Linked DNA regions of Mus musculus: region 1 is linked to region 2. Evidence: chromatin loops called from intact Hi-C (ENCODE). Cell type or tissue: heart. All regions are shown on one strand. Each heading gives the region's core, and the rest is flanking DNA. Links, peaks and the distances in the headings are about the cores only.

Evidence for each region. Hi-C counts contacts between places; a loop is a spot of excess contacts. Peaks named below come from ENCODE experiments on the same cell type or tissue, not always from the same donor. Only the 100,000 strongest peaks of a DNase experiment are listed, where the experiment ranks them.
Region 1: it touches region 2 in a loop (2.0-fold over the local background); 3 of 42 quality-filtered maps call a loop at or near these places.

What each region holds. Positions count from the first base shown.
Region 1 is chr11:65,360,083-65,365,460 of GRCm38, forward strand. No RefSeq gene overlaps it. Among named protein-coding and RNA genes, the nearest start is that of Gm12295, 75 kb to the left of the region's middle. In heart, for the core only: no CTCF peak of the experiment used is centred there; no DNase peak of the experiment used is centred there; H3K27ac peaks cover 3,719 bases.
Region 2 is chr11:65,301,730-65,307,107 of GRCm38, forward strand. No RefSeq gene overlaps it. Among named protein-coding and RNA genes, the nearest start is that of Gm12295, 17 kb to the left of the region's middle. In heart, for the core only: a CTCF peak has its summit at 2,445 (motif pointing left); a DNase peak (open chromatin) is centred at 2,262; H3K27ac peaks cover 2,546 bases.

The DNA.
Region 1 (5,378 bases), core at 119-5,118, 58 kb after region 2:
TTCCGTCAGTCAAAATGTATATTCTTAGAAATTGCCTCCACATTTGAAGGTTTGGTCTATAGATCGTGGTGCTTTCCAGGGAAGGTCAGTTAGTGGGCCTTGCTGAGGTCTGTCACGGGGACCAGTTTCGAGAACTAGAAGGCCTTACCCACCTCCAGTTTGCTCTCTCTGCTTTGTGCCTGGAGCAGAAGATGTGAGCTTTCAACTCCTGCTCAAGTCTCCATTCCCACCCACGGCCTTATCTCCCCACCTATGGATACCTCTGGAGCTGTAAGAGCCAATAAGCCATTCCTCTGGTGAATCACTGTGGCTATTACATTTCATCACACGTTAACGGTAATTAATCCAGGGGAAATGGGAATAAGCCATGATCTAGATCTAACCAAACCCATGTTCTTTATCCAAGTTGAGATTTCCCTCCTCATCTAAGACTAAGATTGAAACTGCTGCCTGGGGCTTCAAGCTAGGAGTGGGTTTGAGGCTGCCAGTTCCATAGCCAATGAGACTGACTTCAGAGCAGGCCCAATCAGCCCAATCAGCCAGGTTCACTTATGCCACAGAGGAGGCCAAGGATATCCCTGACGCCTTTTCCTGACATTATCTGCAGTTTCCAGCGACAGTTCTGCTGATAAAGGGTAATGGAGACGATGCTTTTTGCTGAGCTTTTAGCATTGCTGTCCCGTTATTCCCCAAATCTCCCGGATATTAGCAAGTTCTCAGCTTTTTAGTGAATAAAACAGAGTCCTCAGCTATGAGTCACAAGTCCCACCCAGGGAGTTTGGGGATCCACTGTGTCAGACTGCCTGTGTCCCTCCTGGTTCTGTAGGATTTGGGCTGGTGGATTTCCTGCTCCTTGTATTCTCTCAAGGTAACCCTCTTCATTGGATTCTACGCTTCAGAATGAGGCCAAGGCCAAGACTCTGAGCGAAGAGACAGTAAGGGGATATCCGTTAGCAGGGAACATGAGATTCAAGCATTGGCAGGGTATATGAACACCCTTGAAAAGATGCAAGGTGCAAAGTGCTGAGAAGTACCCCCCAAGAGAGCTGGAACATGGGGAACCCACATGCTCAAACTCTAGGGCATTAGAGGATTTTCTACTGTTGGTGTTGAGGAGATAGCACCCCCTTGCCCCCAGATTTTGCTCCTTTACTGAGCAAATTGAATCCCTACAGGCTTTCGTCAAGTTGGGGAAATAGAATGGAGCCCCGGCGATGGCTTCAAGGTCTCAGCCATCTGTTTCAAAATAGATCAGAATTCTACCCAGCTGGTAGTGATTTTCAATCCCAACCCCTGCAGAAAGGCGTGAGAAGGCAGCCCTGTGTCCATTTCTCGTCCAGGGCACCAGGCTGTGCTTCCCTCTCAGGGTGACATGGATGTTATGAAGATTTTTTCATTTTATTTTTAATTTTGTTAGTAACCACAAGCCACACTGTTCCGGTATTTTGAATGCAGCATTTATAAATTGAAAATAGAAGAGGGTACAGAATGTGCAGTTTCTAGTGCATTGTTCCATGTCCTTAAAAAAAAAGTATCATACAAAGGAAAACTCTACATTCTTTAAGGTAGCAGCAATCACGGCAGTCTCTGCAACTTACAATGAAGGATAAGCTTAAGTTGCTGGGCCCTTATCTTAGTCAGGACCATTACAAAATGGGAGGGAGCTCAGCTCTTATTGCCTGTAACTGAGATGTATTGCTTCTTACCTGATGCAAGCCTAGTTGTGTTTCTCAAAAGGATATGTTGACAATCCAACCCAGAATCTGCAAATGTGACACTGCTTGGATCTTTTGAGGTTCAATGAAATTAAGCCAAAGCTGTTGGAATGAACCTTAATTCAGTAAGGAGACAGTCGCAGAGACACACGCGGTCAGGGGTGCTGAGATTTAACTGGTCATCACCAGAAGCATGGGAGGTACAATGAGAGACCTGCCCTCCAGAAAGAATCAACACTGCCAATGTTGACTCCAGACTTCTGGCCTCCAGACCACGAGCAAATAAATTCACTGATTGTTTGAAGCCACCCAGTTTGTGAGACTCCATTATCACAGCCTAAGAAATGAATCTACCACCTTCAGGAAAAAAAACTGTCCGCAAAGGAACTCTGTGTAATGTCATACATAAAATTTAACAAAAACACTTAACCTGACAACTGTTATAAATATGAAAAATATTATCACGTGCAGATAGTCGATGCTACGGAGGGGGAGCTAGACCACTTTGAGAAAGTAAAAGATTTATCACAGGAAAGTTGGGTTTCTCTTCAGAACAGACCCACAAGGTCCAACAGCAGGCCAACTGTGGCCAACAAACCAACCCAGATGATGGGCTGTTGCTGCGCAACCCCTGAATGGAGAGTAGTTCTCACATCTTTGTGAGGTTCTTAAATGCAAACCCATTTCTTTCTCTCCTGTCTAGAGGAGTCTCTAGAGTATAAACCCATCTCTTTCCCTCTGTCTACAAAAGGGTTTCCAGAACATTAAAAGATGAAGAACCCGCGGGGTAGATGCATGGATTCCAAGGGTCCCCAAGACTGTGAACTAGACTCTGAAATCCTAACTCATGTGTCACTGTTACATGAGGGATAAATCTTAAGTCTGTTCAATCAATGAGATGCTTGGTATCCACATATGAGAAAGTGGTACCATTCTGTTCCCGTTACCAAACCATCCTCTCTAAACCTATTACTCTCTAACTCAAGAACTAATGAATCCAGATGAATGTGCAACCAAGACTGGCTGTGCCCCACCCCAGAGCCTGACCGCCACCACCCAACCCTTGGTCTAGTTCAGCTACTCTGACTAATGTGTTACTGGGCCCACCTTGTTCAAGGTTACTGCATGTGGAGAACACTCCACCTCTGAACTATACTTCAGCTCTGGTCCAATGATAATTGAGAACATTACCGTCATCAGCGTCCAGAAGCATAGAACATTTCATTTTGTTTAAAAACAAAAAGTATACATGAGAACAAAAAACACAGCCACTTTTCTAAGTGGAGAGGGATCTATAGTCTAGGTGTTCATCACTCACTTAGCAGCTCCAGTCTCATAAAGCCCCAAGATCCCACCGTCGCAACGATGAAGGTCTCACAGTGTTTTGTAATGGTGAGTGGACCATGATGAGTTAATAAACAACTAACTTTAATTTTCAAAATAATCAGATGAGGAATATTCTCTTATAGTCTCCATCTTTCTCAAAGAAATTGGTGCTTGGGAAGAGTCAGCAAGCCGATTTACATCTGGAAAATGGCAAAGGCAGCCCACAGTGACGTGTCTCTGGCTCCATACCCACCTTCATGTGACTTGACTCACATGAAGCTGTCCCTATTTAGTGCCACTGCCTCTTGCAGAGAGTTGAGGGATGACTTGGTCACTGACTTCTCTGTAGTCCTGAACTCCTGTCTCCTGTATGTGACATCCCTTTCCCTGCCTCACCAGACCCATTCATCCCAGCTGATTGCAGCTTGAGAATGGTATAGACCAGAGCGGCTTGTACTGGCCAGTTTTGTGTGTCAACTTGACACAGGCTGGATTTATCACAGTGAAAGGAGCTTCAGTTGGGGAAGGGCCTCCATGAGATCCACCTGTGGGGCATTTTCTCAATTAGTGATCAAGGGAGAAAGGCGCCTTGTGGGTGGTATCATCTCTGGGCTGGGAGTCTTGGGTTCTATAAGAGAGCAAGCTGAGCAAGCCAGGGGAAGCAAGCCAGTAAGTAACATCCCTCCATGGCCTCTGCATCAGCCCCTGCTTCCTGACCTGCTTGAGTTCCAGTCCTGACTTCCTTTGGTGATGAACAGCAACGTGGAAGTTTTAGCTGAATAAACCCTTTCCTCCCCAATTTGCTTCTTGGTTGTGATGTTTGTGCAGGAATAGAAACCCTGACTAAGACACTGGCTCTAGGCCTCAAATCCTCAAATTCCCACCCTCATGTCCACCCACCAGCATGACACAGAATGAGACTTGTGTAGCAGTGGGATTAGTGAGCTAGTCTCCCTCCCCCAATATTCCCTTTCTGTCTCTGCTCCCAGAGGTGGCTCCTCCCCTAGCAAATGTTCAAACTGGCATCCCATCTCAGGATAGGCTTCACCTGTGTTGCCTGCTCCAATGATTCGGTCCTACACTGGTTGCTGGCCTTGCTCGTCCTTTCTGCTCATCCTGCCCCTCCATCTCCAGCCCTGCAGTATGTGTGGACTGGAAGCTTTCACCCGTCTCCCACTTGTGGCTACAGCCACCACCTCACACTTCACTTACTGGGGTTGGCTGAGTCCTTCTTAAGATTCCCCGTGCCATTTCTGTAATCTGATTCAGGTGGGACCAGAAGCCACCATCTCTAGGAAATTTGGCTTTTTCTCACACTTCAGACCAGTCACTTTTGCTTTGCCCTGGGAACCCTGGATGTGACATGTTCACCTTCTCTGTCTGTGATCTTCTGTGTGTCATGCTAATGAAATCACAGTCACCAGTGTCTTTAAGGTGATGATGGCTTTAAGGGCCAGAAGTGTGCTGCAATGCTGATAATAATTATATAATTAGTTCATCGACAACTTTATACACATATGACCTTATGGAACACATATATTACCCCATCCTGTTCTCTAGATGAGGAACCTGAGGCATAGAAAGGAGAAGCAATGCCAGGAAATGTGGGTTTGGCTTTGAATTCTTGTGTAAAGACTGGCCACCCTGGAGTGCAATGGCTACTTTCTAGTCATCTCCACAGAGTTTTTCTGTGCAGAGAAGTGAGCCTTCTCTTAGGAGACATATATCCATATGTTTTCTCTGGTATTTCTTGTGGTTTTTCCTCCATTAGTCAATGAGGCCTCTGTTAAACACGAAAGAAAAGAAAACCAACAAAATCCAGCTACCAAAGGAGGCATATTTTTAGCTATTGAGTCCCAAATCCCAGGTTGTGTGGTCATAAACCAAAGATGTAAAAGATTAGATGAGAAGCTGGAAGCCTTTTGCTCCAGGCCAGACTCTTCAAATCACAGAAGAAGAAGGGCCAGAGAAGCATCTTTGGGAAGGATGCCGCCCCTCTCACCACCTGCTCCATGGTCCAGTCACCCTGGGTGGGACAGCAAGACAGCTACCAGACAAGGTGGGAGGTGATAGCATCTTATGTCGTCCCTGTCCCTAGGGTTTAGATGAGGACATCCTCCTATTTAACTAAGATTATATCTCCATAACTAAGCCAAATTGGAATTCAATGTAGAAATTAAAGAGAGTTACAGAGAAATAAGGCAAGTTGTATTTTTTACACAGCTGAGAGTGGGGCCTCTGAGTAGCCATGGTCATTGATTCTAGTCTATTCAATAAAGCTATGAGGCTACTTTTTTTTATTTTTTAGCTATCCACATGCTATAGCCTTTAAGTACA
Region 2 (5,378 bases), core at 210-5,209:
TGTAAGCGACAGAGACCATCTAGCTTTGTGGTCCAGATGACAGAGTGGGGACCAGTCAACACGCATTGGCTACTAGTATGAGCTTCACTCATGGGAGATGTGCTGTTGTTAGAGAGGTAGAGATGGGGTTCAAGGCCCCTCCCAAATGGAGTTGTTCCTTTTATCCTACCGGCTGTGCTCTTTCAAGCTGGGGCAGAACGCTGGCTTCTGGAGGTAGCCCCATTCCTTAGTCAGGGCTGATGGGTAGAGAGCTCAGCACTGGACACACCAAAAACCTTCTACCTGAAGGAAAAGATGTAACTGGTTCTGCTTTCTCCCTGAGAACATCATAGATGTGGGATCTGGATGGCCAGGAGATGTAGTGTGACTAGAACGTCAAGAGACCCATCTTTAGGACAGAAGAGCTCAACCTCAGTGCTCTCTCTCTCTCTCTCTCTCCCTAACAGCTGTGATTTTGGGTGACCCTGGTACTCAATGTTAGTGGGAAGGGTAGGGCTGAACTGACAAATCTCAAGTCAGATATAGGGTAGAGGCAGTGGCAGCATACACCTTTAATCCTTAGTGCTCAGGAGGCAGAGACAGGCAGATTTTTTTTTTTGTTTGTTTTTTTTGTTTTTGGTTTTTTGTTTTGTTCAAGGCCAGCCTGATCTATAGAATAAGTTCCAGGACAGCTAGGGCTACACAGAGAAACTCTGTCTTGAAACATTAAAAACAAAAAACAGACAAACAAACGAAAGACCAAATTGGGTGGGTCATCTAAATCTCTGAGGATAGGCAGTTTTGAACACATACACACACACACACACACACACACACACACCCCTAAATTGAAAAATCTAGAGCCAGCTGAAGAACTGTAAAATAGCTTCCTGCCCTGCCTACAGTTTCTTTCTAAGGTGACTCTGAAAATATTTTCAGGGTCTCCCTTTTAAAACCTAACACAGGCAGCTCCTCTTCTCTGCAAGGGTTCTCCTGCCTTGCAGTTCAGGCTGTCTTTGGAACTTCCTTCAGTACGTATCTTTGGAGAGTACTTCTGAGTGAGGTTTCTGGGACAGCCGGTGAAGAAGGAAGGCACCCTCTCATTCTTATAGAATGTTTTAGTTGACAGAATTTATACACATGGTATTTTGAAACACTTGCATGTGTCCAATGGCTTAATTCCTCTCACAGCATGCACTGATTTCTGTGGAGAGAGGACTGTGGGCCTACACTCAGTAATCTTAGGTACAATGCGCCATTGTCTGTATTGTGTACCACGAATCTCTTGAACTTTTTCTTCTCTCTCCTCTCACAGACATCTCTCCAAATCTCTTAGCCCTGCTTCCACCATCCCTTCTGTTTTGATGAATCTGCCATCTTTAGATCCCATGTAGCCATGAGCACATTGCACAATTTATTTTAGCAGGTCAGGATGACTTCACGAAACTGCTGTCCTCAGGTTCATCCCATGGCTGCAAATGAAAGAATTTCTTTCTCTCTCATGGCTGAACTTCGTTTTTATAGAGATTCAGTTCAGGGGACTGGGTGAATCAGGGGCCCAGGCATATCACATCACAGTCAATCTGTCAAGACCTGTTTGGGAAAACCCAGACAACAGACGAGCTTAAGGCCTAGATAGGGGGAAACTTTAAAAAGTATAAACTCTGTTTGTTTCACAACTCGTATTTATTTGTGTGTAGCCATGCACACGCACTGTGACATGCTGGTGCAGGTCAGAGGACAACTTGCTGGTTCTCCACTCTGTGGGTCCTGAGAATTAAATTCAGCTCATTAGTTATGGCAGTCAGTGCTCTGACTCCCTGGGCCATCTTGCTTGCCCTCTATCCCATAACTTCTAATGAGTAAAAATTAATAAAGGGAGTTTTGATGCAAGAAATAAAAAACAAATCTCAGTTAGTCATCCCAGCCAACAGGTCTGTTTCTGTGTTTTATCTCTACCCATCTATTTTTTTTCCCATTCATTTCAGCAATACTCACGCACAGTAGGCACTTTCCACACTATGCAGGGTGTGGATACAAGGGGTCTTCCATATGTATTGAGTTAGGGCCATTTGTCCCTCAATCTCCTTTCATGCATTTCAGGTCCCTCTTAAGCCACAGAGCATAGGGCCCACTTAAGATGCCATCTAGCTAGCTGCCATTTGGTCTCACCAGATGCTCTGTCCCTGGTTGACATTGTTCAGCAGCTCTCATGCCTGTGTCACTTCCCCTGAGAAACAGGAGAGATAAGGCAGGCTCTCGTGTATTTGCTTGGCTCTGAGCGGACTGTACAGCACCATTTGGGAACCCTCTTCTCTTATCACTGTCAAGGGTGTCAGCTGTCCAGAAAACTGCGAGCAGAAAATAACATTGAGATAGGCTAAATGCACAGGGCCACCATGAACCCTGTTAGAGGGGGTGGGGGGGAGGGTGCAGCACCCTCTGCTGTCACAGAGTAGGCAGAAATTCACCCTGTTCTGCACTTTCTCTTGAGTGTTGTCATTGCAAAGCCAGAAGGACCCACATTCTGAATACACACTTAGAGAGCTCAGCTCCTGTCCCTTATTGCTCATAAAGGAGATGGATCTCGTTTTGTGCTAATGAGCACCAGAAAGGGGCAGCAATGCATATTTTGGGAACCTTGTGTCCCTCATACATTCCTTGAGGCCCTGGCTTGAGAAAGGAGTCCTCCTCAAGGTCACTCCTTTGAAGGTCATATGTACATCTTTGTTTGCAACTCCACTTCCTGGACTGTTGGCACCTATAGAATTTTTTCTTTTTTTTTGGAAGTTTCTTCCTCTATATCTTGGCAGGCTCTGTCCCCAGTTCCATTCCGCAGGGTCTTCTTGACACTTTTATTTATTGCTGCCCACCCTTACAACCCTACGAATTCCTGCCGTCCAGTGTGGTCCACACTGCACCTGCATGCTGCTAAGCACTGAGCATGTCCAGTGCTGTGCAAACAAGGGAGTCAAATATGAAAAGTTTTGAACTGCAGTTCGTACAAATGTCAAGACCACAGCATTGTCCTGTGGAGGGATTTGCTTGATCATTTCACAGATCTTTGACTATTTAACACTCAAACTCAGATATGCTGAAATTAAAATTTTACTCTTTAAAGTGATTGTGTGTGTGTGTGTATTCGAATGTGTGTGTTTGAGTGAACCCTGGCTATCCTCCCATCTCTGTCTTCCTAATGCTTAGATTGACAAAAACACCCACACATCACCACGTCCAGATTTTTATGTGGTGCAGGGGTCAAGTCAGGGCCTTCATGCTTACATAATGACACTTAACTGACTGAGCTATCTTACCATCTGTCTTAGTCAGGGTTTCTATTCCTGTACAAAACATCATGGGCAAGAAGCAAGTTGGGGAGGAAAGGGTTTATTCAGCTTACACTTCCACATTGCTGTTCATCACCAAAGGAAGTCGGGACAGGAAGTCACACAGGGCAGGAACTTGGAGGCAGGAGTGGATACAGAAGCCATGAAGGATTGTTGCTTACTGGATTGTTTCACCTGGCTTGCTCAGATTGCTTTCTTATAGAACCCAGGACTACCAGCCCAGGGATGCCACCACCTACAATGGCTAGACCCTCCCACCATGATCACTAATTGAGAAAATGCCTTACAGCTGGATCTCATGAAGGTATATCCTCAAGGGAGCCTCCTTTCTGTGTGATAACTCCAGCTTGTATCAAGTTGACACACCAAAGCAGCCAGTACAATTGACCCCTTGTCAACTTGACATACAAACGTATCACTATTAACCCTCAACCCTTATTTTCTTATTCATCCTCAAGGTCTAAATAACTTTAAAAGTCCCACAGTCTTTACAAATGCTTACATATTAAAATTTCAATCCCTTTAAAATATCCAATCTTTTTTGAAGTTCAAAGTCTTTTTACAGTTCCAAGTCTCTTAACTGTGAGCTCCACTAAAATACTTTCTTACTTACTTCAAGAGGGAAAACTATCAGGGCACAGTCACAATCAAAAGCAAAATCAAATTCTTACTGTCCAATGTCTGGGTTCTACTCATGATCTTCTGGCCTCCTCCAAGGGCTTGGGTCACTTCTCCAGCCCTGCCCCTTTGTAGCACACACCTTGTCTTCTAGGCTCCAGCCGCCTGTACTCCACTGCTGCTGCTGTTCTTGGTGATCACCTCATGGTACCGGCATCTCCAAAACACTGTCTTCCATTGCAACTAGGTTTCAACAATAGCCTCTCATACATTGGCTCTCTTCATGGTGCCAAGCCTCAACTCCTTTGCATGACCCCTTCAGTCCTGGGCCATCAATTGCAAGTAAGGCTGCACTTTCACCAATGGCCTTCCATGGCTTCTCATAATGTCAAGCCTCAGCTGTTCTTCATGACTCCTTTATGGCTTCAAAGCCAGTACCATCTGGTTGACTCTTACACATTACCCAGTCCAGCCATAGCACAAGATACAACCTTGACTATCTCTGGAACACAGCCTCTTTGTGCTCTCAGAAAACACTTCCCAGAAGATTTCACCTTAATAATGCTAGTCTCTTCTTAGTTACTGGCAATTTCTTAGCTCTAGCTAACCAGTGTCAATAGTCCCCGTAATGCAAAGGTTTCGCTTTAGTAGTTCTGTTATCTTGTTAATCACAGCTGATTCTTCAGCTTCAGCTAACCAAAACCACAGAATTTTCATAATCAAAACAGCAACGGCCGTGATAAGAGTCTTTAATCTTCCCTATGAAATTTCACAAGTCAGGCCTCCATCATTTGCACTGTTCTCAACATTATCTTCCAAACTCCTACAAAACATCTCACAGAGCTCTTAATACCCAATGGCTCTTCTAGCCCAAAGTTCCAAAGTCCTTCCACAGTCCTCCCCAAAACATGGTCAGGTTATCACAGGAATACCCCATTAAGCTGGTACCAACTTGTCTTAGTCAAAGTTTCTATTCCTGCACAAAACATCATGGGCAAGAAGCAGGTTGGGGAGGAAAGGGTTTATTCAGCTTACACTTCCACGTTGCTGTTTATCACCAAAGGAAGTCAGGGCAGGAACTCATACAGGGCAGGAACTTGGAAGCAGAAGCTAATGCAGAAGCCATGGAGGGGTGCTACTTACTGGATTGCTTCCCCTGGCTTGCTCGGCTTGCTCAGCTTGCTTTATTATAGAACTCAAGAGTACTGGCCCAGGGATGGCACCACCTGAAATGGCTAGGCCCTCCTCCCTTGATCACTAATTGAGAAAATGTCTTACAGCTGGATCTCATGGCGGTATATCCTCAAGGGAGGCTCCTTTCTCTGTGATAACTCCAGCGTGTGTCAAGTTGACACACAAAACCAGCCAGTACACCACCCCAATCTCAAGGATTTTTAAGGCTCAGTTTGGAGAAAAACCTGTAAGCAGTCTCCT